2 separate regions of the Homo sapiens genome follow, and region 1 is linked to region 2. Evidence: chromatin contacts called from ENCODE Hi-C or POLR2A ChIA-PET data. All regions are on one chromosome and are shown on one strand. The core of a region is the stretch at or near the end of the contact, and the rest is flanking DNA. Distances in the headings are between cores, read along the strand shown. Region 1 overlaps SPEN (spen family transcriptional repressor). Region 2 overlaps SZRD1 (SUZ RNA binding domain containing 1).

Region 1 (6,453 bases), core at 2,210-4,709, 470 kb after region 2:
AGCAAGATGATTTGTATTTATGATTAATGGTACATAAAGCAGACCAGGTGTGGTGGCTCACACCTGTAATCCCAGCGCTTTGGGAGGCCAAAGCGGGCAGAATGCTTGAGCCCAGGAGTTCAAGACCAGCCTAGACAACATGGAGAAAACCCATCTTTACAAAAATTACTCCAGCGTGGTGGCAAGTGTCTGTAGTCCCAGCTAATCAAGAAGATGATGTGTGAGGATCACTTGAGCCTATAAGGCAGAGACTGCAGTGAGCCATGATCATGCCACTGCACTCCAGTCTGGGTGACAGAGTGAGACCCTGTCTCAAAAAAAAAAGTACATAAAGTTATCACCTGGCAAAACAGTAACTCTTTCAAGTTCTAGGAGCATTCAGTGAGAAATCCAGACAGGTTGCTCCAAACCCATAGGAATTACCTGGAAACTAGATTCAAAAAAATAAACCTGTGTTTCCATATGAAGTGATAAAAGAGAAGCATTCTCTATTCTAGAAGATGAAAGTAGGGGTAAAGAGTGAAAAATAAAATTTAATGCCATCTTAAGTTTCTGTATTAAAACTATTAAAACTCAAGCTACACTGGTAAGTTTAAAATACATACCTTCTTTCGGCTAACATTTCATAAAAGTCTCTGATGTCTTGACCAGATTTCTCCATGCAGTGATAAAAAGCCAGCTGACTTTCCCGATTTGCAAAATCCACCTTTAAAAAAAAAAAGAGGTGTTTGATGCAAGTTTCAAATTTTAATGATGGAAAAATGTTATCAGATTTGTAAATTCTTCACAACATAGCCCTTCTGAGAAAATTTCAGGAAACAGCAATGTATCTCAAGTAAAACAGTCCTCATCACTGAAACTATATTAACCTGAAATCTCTCAAATTCTGTATAAACCGTGATAAAAGAATGAAATTTATAAAGTTTCAAACCCAATTGTGAAGGAGTGAAAAAAGCAAAATGGAAAACTGAAATGGCAATTAAGTAATCAGATCAACTAAATCCAGCAATCTCTGTTGCCAAAACTACAGTTAGAATATAAAACAAAATATGGATGAACATTTTAAACTTTATTCACAGCTGGGCCTCAAAGTTACTAAAGCATATGATGCTCATCAGCTATCAAATAGCTTATCATCTTATTTTTAAAATACTTTTTTCAACCTAACAATCATAGTTATTTCATAGTTAAGTGCATAAATTCCTTCAAACTACCATGAATACAAGTTTTTAAAAACATACACTGGACATAAAGTTATGCTTTAAGTGGCTACCCACTCTTCAGGAGAGTAGGAAAGGAAAGAAAGACATATCATTCAGGATGCTGGACTGATACTATGAGGCCCTGGGTGTCAGATACCCATAACTGTGGTCAAGCCTGCGATGAGAGTGTCTGTGTGAGCATCAGCACCCGAACACTGAGAAGCACACTTCTTTGAATGAGAAGATTTTTAGGGAAGGATCTGTGGCTAATGGTTTAAAGATGCTGTGCCCACAAGTAGCTGAGCATAAAATTGTAATATTCCCCTTAAACACTAATGATACAGCATACGTGTCTTGTAAACCACTCCCCTGGCTGGCAGCCTACAAAATGCTAGTTATTAACGGGGTGATTTCTTTTTTTTGGAGATGGAGTCTTACTCTGTCACCCAGGCTGGAGTGCAACGGCATGATCTCAGCACACTGCAACCTCCGCCTCCTGGGTTCAAGCAATTCTCCTGCCTCAGCCTCCCAAGTAGCTGGGATTAACAGGCACGCGCCACCAAGCCCGGCTAATTTTTCTTGTATTTTTAGTAGAGACGTGGTTTCACCATGTTCATCAGGCTGGTCTCGAACTCCTGACCTCAGGTGATCCACCTGCCTTGGCCTCCCAAAGTGCTGGGATTACAGGCGTGAGCCACCACGCCCAGCCCAAGAGGGTGAGATTTGAATAGGACTTTGTTTTGCTTCTGTTTAAAGTCATTCTGCACACCTTAATTTTATTCCCACCGATTTTCCTCCCTTTGGTCTCTTTTACAGCTGCTTGTGCATATTCAATTTCATTGTAGAGAACCAGGGCCATGCCTTTTAAGCGGTCAAACACCACCTGTAAAACAAACAAACAAAAAACAAGTAAGAGCCTCATCCACTGGACTTAGTGTCAGTCCCAACAAAATCCTAAGCCACAAGGACACGGATGAGAAAAAATATATTTTTATATATTTTATTCTATTAAAAAAAAAAGTGTGATGCACACTGTAGTGAACACAATAAAATGAAAATGTGCAGGGACTGTTTAGAATCATAGACATTATGGCTTGAGATATTATGCCTTTATTTTGTTCTTCTGTATTTTACTTTGTTTTCCATGTTTACTGACCACTATATTGTATTTCAGTAAAGTATTCGTCTTGTTTTGGCTCAAAACAAAAAAGCAAAACCAACAACAGCAAAAAACACCCTTGAAAGGAAGGAAAAATTAAGAACAACAAAGAATTTCTGTGAACTTTGGCTACAAGTAGCATAACTGTCTTAAGGCTGTGGATTTTTTTATACAGGCAATCTTTAAGATGTGTATTTCTCTAAACAACAAAAGCTACATTTAAAGTATTGTCTGCCAGGCGCAGTGCCTGTAATCTCAGCACTTTAGGAGGCCGAGGCAGGTGGATCACTTGAGGTCAGGAGTTTGAGACCAGCCTGGCCAACATGGCAAAACCCCATCTGTACTAAAAATACAAAACTAGCCAGGCGTGGTGGCACACACCTGTAATCCCAGCTATTCAAGAGGCTGAGGCTAGAGAATCGCTTGAACCTGGGAGGCGGAGGTTGCAGTGAGCTGAGATCCCGCCGCTGCACTCCAGCCTGGGTGACAGAGTGAGACTCTGTCTCAATTAAAAATAAATAAATAAATTTAAAAAAAAAAAAGCATTGTCAAGGGTATACAATATACCTACCACAGAGTAAACATAGTTTTAAGGAACCAAAGCTTTACCTTCACACACTGAATTGGGTCTGGAGACCCTTTTCCTGTTGCTTATGGATGTATTACATAAAAATCATTGGTTAGATGAATATTCTGTTGTGTGAACTTCCCCTCATTTAAAAAAGTCTAATTACATATTTAGTGTAAATGTGAATAACTATATAGTCAGACTATCTAATTTTAATGTAAGATAAAATTATAAAAATCCCTAAGCAACATTTCTATTTCATTCTATTTATACTATGAGAATAGTTTCAAAATTAATCACCTTGGCTAGTTCAAAATAGTTTCTTCAAAATACTCATAACTTAAGGCAACAGATGCAAATGCCCTTATTGACCAAATCTTAGCAAACATAATTTTAATGTGCTCGTTATTAAAGAAATAGGCAATGCTAGCCAACTGAGACTGAAAGGAGAGAATACCAAGACGAGTGAGTCAGAAGTCTGAACCACATACCAAAACCTCCCGCCTACCTTTACCACAGGCCCATATCGGCAGAAATGTCGTGTTAAATACTGATCTGACACATTCGAAGAAAGCCCATCTAGCCACACGCAGTTTGTAGGCATGCTCTTTCCAAAACCCAGCTGAATATAAAAGGCAAAATTTCTATTAGTAAAGTTCACAATTACTATTCAACTACAACAGAATTCTCAGAAAACTGGTTTTCTATAGTAATCTTATCAAATCAACATCTCAAGTGGGAAACATCTGGTTAAAATTAAATAGGAATATACAAAAAAAATCCTGCCTGGCTAATCGAATATTAATCAGATTACAGTATATAATAGGATAGGAATGCAAAGAAGTATATCACTTTTATGGTTATCTGTCTTAGTAGGATCTTAAATAATAAGGCATATGCAAAAAAAAAACCCTTCAAGTCTTAAAAAACAAAGCAAATCATAACAGCACAATAATTTATGCAAATTCATTTACCTTGAGGCGATTATTTCCAAGATATTCCCCATCCATCTTCTTAATAGCTTTACAAACGCTAGCAATATCACAGTATTGCAGAAACGCATACTGAGGAACTCCATTTACTTTCTTAATGTCAATATCCTGAAAAAACCAATGAATACAACTTAGCAATATGCCCAAGAAAATAAATTAGAATGAACCAAGTCCATATAGGGTATTTATTTCTCAAAAAAGTCATGTTCTCAATCATCATTTACTTAGTTAAAAAAACTGTACACCTTAATACAATGGTAAGTTACTAGTTTGCTATAAAACATATAGCATTTATTGTCACAAACCATGAAATCCTTCTCATGTGAAGCTCTCTGCAGAGGAGCAACAGCATTGCAATTCAAAATTCAAAATTTAAAATCCATACTAACAGCATTAAGAGAAACTTAACGATAATAAAGAAAAGGCAGGCTATTTAATGAAATCCTAAGAAATAATTCCCTTCTGCAATATCTAAAATCGTTATTAGGGGCCAGGCCATTTAAAATATGATATCTGGCTGCGCACCGTGGCTCACGCCTGTAATCCTAGCACTTTGGGAGGTGGAGGCGGGCGGATCACTTGAGGTCAGGAGTTCGACACCAGCCTGGCCAACACGGTGAAAACCTGTCTCTACTAAAAATACAAAAATTAGCCAGGCATGGCGGCACATGCCTGTAATCCTAGTTATTCTGAAGGCTGAGGCAAGAGAATCGCTTGAACCCGGGAGGCAGAGGTTGCGGTAAGCCAAGATCGCGCCATTGCGCAGGTGACAAAAGTGAAACTCCGTCTTAAAAATAAATAAATAAAATAAAATATGATATCTGAGAAGATTAATAAATCTTTGTTCTTTAACCTTTAAAATTAAAAGATCAATAAATAAATAAATAAATAACAGATAACTGTCTAAAGACAAAAGAAGCTGGAGCCCAGATAGGTTACTGAATTCCATACCACCCATCTAGGTAGGCAGTAGAACTGCAATTAGAGTATATGCTACTCCCACAAAACCAAAATAATTTGACAAATCAAAATAATTGAAAATGAGGTCATCCATTTCTCCATCAGCAAGGAAGGACATTGGGGTGGGGCTGTCATACCTATCAAGGACAATAACTAACTACCAGGGCTTCCAGTGCTTTGATGAAACCTCAGATGTGTGACTTTCTGGCCAAGAATCTGTAATATCATATTGCTGGAGCATTAATTGGGGGTTGTGGTTCTCTATAAGTTTGCTGTGGCTGAACCAAGAAAGAAGGCATGTGCAGATTTCTACAGAAGTTACGATTCTATGAAAGATTTTGAGGAGATGAGAAAGGCTGATATCTTACAAAATGTTATCTCCCAGCCTGGGCATGGTGGCTCACACATGTAATCCCACCACTTTAGGAGGCCACGGCAGGTAGATCACCTGAGGTCAGGAGTTTAAGACCAGCCTGGCCAACACGGTGAAACCCCGCCTCTACTAAAAAATACAAAATTAGCTGGGCATGGTGGCGGGCGCCTGTAATCCCAGCTACTCAGGAGACTGAGGCAGGAGAATCGCTTGAACCCAGGAGGCGGAGGCTGCAGTGAGCCAAGATCGCACCACTGCACTCCAGCCTGGGTGACAAGAGTGAAACTCTGTCTAAAAAAATAATAATAGTATATCCCAAGATTACAAAGCTGTGACCAAAATATTTTCATTTTTAAACTGACTCTAATTTTAAGTCATAAAGGAACAGAAAACTTCTTGTACCCCTTAATCTAACAATGACTTGCATAATATAAAAAGTGATTCAAATTAAGACTTCCTAATAGAATTAAACTGCTAGCAGACGACATCCATATTCTAGTAATCCCCAAGGTATTTCTGATGTGCACTGTGATCACAAAACAATCATACACTAATTTGCTGCTTCTATTTTTGGAGACAGGGTCTCACTCTGTCACCCACGCTGGAGTACAGTGGCGTGATCTCGGCTCACCGCAGCCTCTGCTTCCTGGGCTCAAGTGGTTCTCCAGCCTCAGCCGCCTGAGTAGCTGGGACTACTGGAGCAAGCCACCAACGCCCAGCTAATTTTTGTATTTTTATAGAGACAGGGTTTCACCATGTTGCCCAGGCTGGGCTTAAACTTCTGAGCTCAAAGTGATCTGCCCACCTCACCCTCCCAAAGTGCTGAGATTATAGGTGTGAGCCACCATGCTCAGCCTGCTGCTTCATTTTTACAAACATTTTTCTCTTCCAGATTTTCCTTTCAATCCACAGGACTAGAGATGGCATTAAAACAGAACCCAATGAACAAAGAAAGATAAAAATGGGTAAGAGCCAGCCTGGGCAACATGGCAAAACACCACCTCTACAAAAAACACAAGAGTTAGCTGGGCGTGGTGGGACATGTCTGCAGTCCCAGCTACTCAGGAGACTGAGAGATGGGAGGATCACTTGAGCCCAGGAGGTTGAGGCTGCAGTGAGTCGTGATCATGACACTGCACTCCAGGCTCGGAGACAGAGTGATACTCTGTCTCAAAAAAAAAAAAAAAAAAGAGGTAAGA
Region 2 (6,827 bases), core at 804-3,303:
GCTATATTGTTCTAATCTTGTAAATTCTTACTGACTCATTTGATCTACTGACCAGGTAAAGAATTAAGAATTATTGGCCAGGCACAGTGACAGTGGCTTATGCCTGTAATCCCAACATTTTGGGAGGCTGAGGCAGGCGGATCACTTGGGGTCAGGAGTTTGTGACCAGTTTGGCAACAGGGTGAAAACCTGTTTCTATTTAAAAATTCAACAATTATCCAGGCGTGGTGGTGCGCACATGTAATCCCAGCTACTAGGGAGGCTGCAGTGAGTGGAGATCACACCACTGCACTCCAGCCTGGGCGACAGGGCAAGACTCTGTCTCAAAAAAAAAAAAAAAAAAAAAAAAAGACTTATTCTTTCTAGTAAGTTAAACAGTGTATCATTATGATGTGATCTTTTTTGCCTTATAATGTATTGTTTCATATTAATAAAGTTGGCCAGCTTTCTTTTGGTCAGTATTTCCTAGAACATAGTTTTTCTCACCTTTCCATGTCCTTATTTGCATCTCTTGTAAACAGTATGAACTAGATTAACCATATGAAACTAGATTTAAATCTAGTCTAACACTGACACCTATCCTGATTGGTACTAACTTGTGTTTAAAATATATTTATATATTTGGCTGGGCATGGTAGCTCACGCCTACAATCCTAGCACTTTGACTTTGGGAGGCCGAGGTGGGTGAATCACTTGAGGTCAGGAGTTCAAGACCAGCCTGGTCAACAAGGTGAAACCCCGTCTCTACTAAAAATACAAAAATTAGCTGGGCGTGGTATCCCAGCTACTCAGGAGGCTGAGGCAGGAGAATCTCTTGAACCTGGGAGACGGAGGTTGCAGTGAGCCGAGATTATGCCACTGCACTCCTGCCTGGGCAATAGAGCATGACTCTGTCTCAAAATATATATATATATGTAATTTATTGTATTCTGAGGCACCATCAAATCTCTGGAGGGGCCAGAAAGGCACTAAAATGGAAACCTCTCGCTCCAGCTTGGAACACAGTTGGTGCCAAAGAATGCTGAATGACTGAATGGAAAAGGTACACCAATAATAAGAGAACGACCTGGATGTTTTCTGTGAACTGACAAACACAGACACTCACACAGAATCTATGTCCACTACGTACTCTGTCCTGAAAATGACTGTATTGATGGAATTGTATTAATTCTATTAATACCAGTGTTATTACCTGAGTAAGTACTACAGCTCATATTAGTCTATTGCCTATTACCTTTTAAGGGCTTCTCACAAGTAACTTCTTGTTTTAAAGTTTCATACTGTATCATTTCGCTCCACTCTAAATACAAGACTGCCTATTCGAGTTTCTCCATCATAAACAGAGCCTTGACAGCTGTAGAATTTAGAAGCCTTTGAGGGTTGAGACCAAATGCCTTCATAGACCAGGCAAGCAGCCAAACTCCACTCGCACGGAGCATACCTGGGGAAGTGAAGGGGCTGCAGGGCACCAAAGAGCACTTGCCCTGCCTAATGACGGCCAACAAGCTTTGGCAGACAGGGCCAGATCTAGCGCAGAAGAAACCAAATCAGTATTTTTATGGCAATGCACTGAATTTTCCAACTTCACTATGTGAACTTTCACTTTCATATCGCTGCGAGAGCCAAATAAGACAGAGAGAGAAATGGGCCTCACACATTAGAGTGAATTTGAGAAGTCCCATCCAGGTCTCCTCTGAGGAAAGCAAACTGCTTCCTTCTTCCTCTAGGGTTTAAGGAAGATGGACCATCTGCCCAGTTCCAGCACAAGGAGCCTGGGTGGAAGAAAAGCGCTTCAAGAGGACATCGTAGGCCATGTCTGAGTAAATGCGCCTCTGTCCCCAAACTAGAACATGATTAACATACTTGGCATGTAATATAATACTAATAGCTTTTAAAATAATACCTTATATCGATATAATGTATTATGGCTGTCAACATTCTTCCCCAGACATTCATTTTCTGCTCACACCAGCCCTGTTTGGCAGACAAAGTAGCTTTTATCCTTCTGTCAGATGAGGGTTAGGGAACTTACCCAAGGTCACAAGGTAGTAAACCACAGAGACAGCCCTAGAATTCGCCTTTTGAGGCCCCTATGCTGACATACCACCCTCCCCCGACAATTGCTCAAATCCCCTGGAAATGCCAGTATAAACCATTAGATATTGGTCATCTCCCCCAATTCCACACTGCTCCCTGGCATGCCAAGAACTACAACTCTCATCCAACTCCACTGTGAAAGGCAGAAGAGCTTTATCAGAGCTGGAGAGGGATTCTTCCATAAGATTACAGAATGGGATGGAAACCCAAGCAGCTTTGGTGGAAAGTGGATCCTGGTCATCTTTAGATGGCCAGCTGGACGCCAGCATGCTCAGAGGCGCCCAAGCAGGAGAAGGAATGCTCTGCCAGCAGCTGGAGAGGGCATCGCATCTCCCTCTGGAGTCTGTCCAGGTATCATGAGTCAGTCTATTCTCTTCTCAGACAAGGCCTTGCAATCAATCTGCTCTCAGACTCATGCTCTGAAAAGCTGGACCAAGTCAAAACTTTCCTACAGGGTGTATTACAAGGAAAATGTGCATCTCCCCCAGAGATGCAATAGCCCAATGGAATTAAACAGGCCTCAGAACTTGTGTGGGGAAGCATCTAGATGCAGGCCTGAAATAAGGAATCGTACTACCTAAGGGAACCCTCTCTTTAGACAAGGATGCAGAGTCCTGCCCAAGGTCTAGGCTCCTGTGTTAGAGGCCTGACCTCCATCGCTAGTCAAAGAAAACCATCGCTGTGACTGCTGTGAGTGGGCACAAGGCAAGTGCTAGGGCACAAGCATACCACACAGGGCGGTGGCCAGGAAAGTGATCTCCTATGGCTCCTGCTCCTGGAAAGGCTCTTCAGCCAAGTAGCACCAAGCAGCCCACAGAAGGTGACATTCTGTGTTCCGGGTCCAAATCCTAAGCAAAAGATCTACTGTTGCCAAACCTTGACATCACTTGTCCTATGAGGCTACACATCTACAGAAATGGGACACAAGCTTCTCGGTCTCAGAGAACAAGCAAAGCCAGAAGGAAAGAGCGGAGGCAGGAAATCATGAAGAAGCACAGTGGGGAGGAAGGTGGTTCTCGACAGGGCTGGTCCTTTATGGGAGGTAAAGGAGAGCCACAACCACAAGGTGAATGGGATCAGATGTCAACATTTGCAATTTTAACTCACCAGAGGAGGAAGCTCAGCTTCACTGGCTGCTGATGCCCTTAACCTTGCTATAAATGTGCCTCTGGCTGAAAAGTTAGGGTATGGGACCTAGGAGTACAATGCGGATAAGATCATTCCCAAGGAGGAGAGCAGGGAAGGGGTCACCTCAAACAACCCAGTTTGTTACTGTCACAAGCTACAAAAGGAACAAAGGTGACAAAAGATAGGGATGTGTCTGTAAGGTGAAGCAGATTACAGTGGTAGGTTTACTCCTGTAACGTTAAGAGGTCGATGACAAGGAAAAAAGAAAGGTGAGAAAGGCAGAGGAGAGGAAGAAATAGGCTATTCTGGGTCTTAGTGTAAAGCACAGCAAGTATAAGCACCATTACAGTTGTACCTTCTCAGGTACGAATGTTTACACAACAGCCTGGGGTGATGATGCCCTGGGGGACTGATTCGAACTAGCCAAGCTCACAAGAGACAAAGTGAACAAACTCACACCTGTTACACTACAAGGGTCAGAGGGGGTGTCTCACCCTTTCTGGTGCCTGATCTGCTGCTACCCACTCCCCAAGGACAGCAGGCCTCCCCACTCTGTGCCTCAGTATACAAGCCAAAAGACTGTACTGTCCTACTCCATCACAGCATCCCTCTCTCTGAGAACCGGAATCCTCTGGTCTCCAGTGTCACCAACACGACTCCCAAGAAATAGAGCAATCTTATATTGAACAGAGATCTAAGAGGGACCCTTGCTTTGGACTTTGAATTAGAAAATACTCTTTTATTGGCAACAAGGTTACCATTTAAGTAACTTTTCCCAAATGATTTGCCTTTCTCTGTTAGTTTTCATTTCAGAAGATGACATTTCCAATGTTTCTCTCAAATTCAAAGAATAACAACTGGCCTTGAGCTCCCTATGAATCGCTGCCCCACAGGGTCCTCTGGTCTCATCCTGAATCAGGGTGCACAAGTCTACAAGTGGACCCGGGGAGATCTGAAGAAGAGACAGGAACCTGGAGAGCACAACAGATTTCTCCCAGAATCAGGGTCCCACAGGCCCTGAGTAACACAAAAAGCAAAGGGCAAAGAAAAAAGCAAAGAGAAGAAATAAGGGATAGCAGGCGAGACTACCTTCCAACCTGTTCCGGCCCTGAACTCCCACACAGCCAGCCACGGCCCATGCTAGCCTTATGTCTTCAGGCCTTGGGAGGGACACTGGCGCCCAGGTCCCTGGGCTACAGGGTCTCCTGGTGGACCAGTCTCCCCTGCAAGGGGTCTTGTTTCCCATACCACAAATATGGATGGGATTCTGATTCCTTGGGAATCAGAATTCCCAATTTCACTTGGGAATACAGTCAAAGAATTCACAGGTAGAAGCAATCTACAACAGCAAAATCTGGTCTAAAACTATCAGATAAAAATGTCTCCCGCATCATTAGCCATTTCTTTTTCCCTTTTTTTTTTTTTTTTGGTGGAGACGGGGTCTTGCTATGTTCTCCAGGCTGCTCTTGAACTGTGGGCTCAAGTGATCCTCCCACCTCACTCTCCCAAAGTACTGGGATTATGTGTGAGCCACTGTGCCTGGCCACTGGCCATTTCAAGTTCAGATGTACAATCCATGGACTTCTCCAAACAACCTCCATGTTGATTTAATTCTGTTTCGTCTCTGCCTTGTTTCCATCAGTAGCATAGCAGTGACAGTGTCCTGGCCTGGTATGACTAGGACTGGCCACCTCCAATGCTCCTGTAATTATTCTACTTCCCCTGACTAATCCCAGAGAGGGACACACCCCAAGTCCTATCACCCCAGGTTTGATTTTACAGGGATGCTTCACATATTTTTAAACAATTCACGTATTTTAAAATAATAATCATGTTACAATTATACTATTTTGGACATACTGAGTTAAATTAAAAATATTAAAACTGGCCAGCCGCGGTGGCTCACGCCTGTAATCCCAGCACTTTGAGAGGCCCAGGCGGGCGGATCACGAGGTCAGGAGTTCCAGACCAGCCTGGCCAACATGGTGAAACCCTATCTCTACTAAAAATACAAAAATTAGCCAGGCGTGGTGGCGCATGCCTGTAATCCCAGCTACTCAGGAGGCTGAGGCAGGAGAATCGCTTGAACCCAGGAGGCAGAGGTTGCAGTGAGCTGAGATTGCACCACTGCACTCCAGCCTGGGCAACAGAGCAAGACTCTGTCTAAAAAAAAAAAAAAAGGAAAAAAAGAAAGAAAGAAAAGAAAAAAAAAGAAAAAAATTAAAATTAATTTCATCTGTTTCTTTGTACTTTTAAAATGTTGCTTCTAGAAAATATAAAATTAAGGCTGAGGCAGTGGCTCATGCCTGTAATCCCAACACTTTGGGAGGCTGAAAGAGGAGAATTGCTTGAAACCAGGAGTTCAAGACCAGCCTGGACAAGAAAGTAAGACCTCAACTCTACAAAAAATAAAAAATTAGCTGGGCATGGTGGCACACACCTGTAGTCCCAGCTACTTGGGAGGCTGCTGAAGTGGGAGGATTGCTTAAGTCCAAGAGTTTGAGGCAGCAGTGAGCTATGATTGTGCCATTGCACTCCAGGTGCATGACAGAGTGGGGCCCCACCTCGAAAGAAAAGAAAAAAAAAAGGAAAGAAGCAAGCAAGAAGGAAGGAAGGAAGGAAGGAGAGAAAGAAAGAAAGAAAAGAAAAAGAAAATATAAAATTACCCATGTGTCTTTGGGAGGCCGAGGTGGGTGCATCACCTGAGGTCAGGAGTTCCAGACCAGCCTGAGCAATATGGTGAAACCCTGTCCCTTCTAAAAATACAAAAATTAGCCGGACGTGGTGGCGGGCACCTGTAATTCCAGCTACTCAGGAGGCTGAGGCAGGAGAATCGCTAGAACCCGGGAGGCGGAGGTTGCAGTAAGCTGAGATTGCACCATTGTACTCTAGCAGGGGGGAGAGAGTGAGACTCCGTCTCAAAAAAAAAAAAAATTATCCATGTGGCTCACATTGTACCTTCTGTTGGACAACACTGCTTTAGAGTCTAACCTTAGAAGATGGGTCCCGACTCGGCACAGTGGCTCACGCCTGTAATCCCAGAACTCTGGGAGTGCCGAGGCTGGCGGATCACCTGAGGTCAGGAGTTTAAGACCAGCATAGCCAACATGGTGAAACCCTGTCTCCACCAAAAGTGCAAAAATTAGCCAGGTGTGATGGCGCATGCCTGTAATCCCAGCTGCTCGGGAGACTGAGGCAGGAGAATCGCTTGAACTCGGGAGGGGGAGGTTGCGGTGAGCTGAGATTGTGTCACTGCACTCCAGCCTGGGTGACAGAGTGAGACTCCATTAAAAAAAAACAAAAAAAAAAACCATGTGGCCAGGCGCAGTGGTTCATGCCTGTAATCCCAGCATTTTGGGAGGCCGAAGTGGGCGGATCACCTGAGATCAGGAGTTCCAGACCAGCCTGGCCAACATGGTGAAACCCTATTTCTACTAAAAACATAAAAATCAGCTGGGCACAGTGGCGTGCACCTGTAGTCCCAGCTACTCAGGAGGCTGAGGCAGGAGAATCGCTTGAACCCGGGAGGCGGAGGCTGCAGTGAGCTGAGATCGGGCCACTGCACTCCAGCCTGGGCGACAGACAAGACTCCATCTCAAAAA

What was found. A loop is a pair of places that touch in the nucleus more often than their neighbours do. ChIA-PET counts read pairs that join two places held with the same protein, here RNA polymerase II (POLR2A). Pooled maps may share reads with other maps.
Region 1: a pooled map shows a loop between it and region 2 (5-fold over the local background). The contact joins two enhancer-like sites. A Hi-C loop is called at or near these places in 2 of 50 pooled maps. POLR2A ChIA-PET finds 5 or more read pairs at or near these places in 2 of 52 experiments (activated CD4-positive, alpha-beta T cell and naive thymus-derived CD4-positive, alpha-beta T cell).

The regions. Positions count from the first base shown.
Region 1 is chr1:15,916,502-15,922,954 of GRCh38, reverse strand. It overlaps SPEN (spen family transcriptional repressor), which reads right to left. Exons shown (of 15, transcript NM_015001.3): 7 at 3,904-4,029; 8 at 3,438-3,551; 9 at 1,972-2,085; 10 at 606-706. Among named protein-coding and RNA genes, the nearest start is that of ZBTB17, 56 kb to the left of the region's middle. Within about 2 kb of position 3,459, at least 5 of the 41 ENCODE cell types and tissues checked have a DNase peak (open chromatin) inside an H3K27ac peak, as active enhancers do.
Region 2 is chr1:16,382,202-16,389,028 of GRCh38, reverse strand. All of the region lies in intron 1 of SZRD1 (SUZ RNA binding domain containing 1), which reads right to left. Among named protein-coding and RNA genes, the nearest start is that of SZRD1, 18 kb to the right of the region's middle. RefSeq lists enhancers at 2,447-2,947, 2,948-3,448. Within about 2 kb of position 2,053, at least 20 of the 41 ENCODE cell types and tissues checked have a DNase peak (open chromatin) inside an H3K27ac peak, as active enhancers do.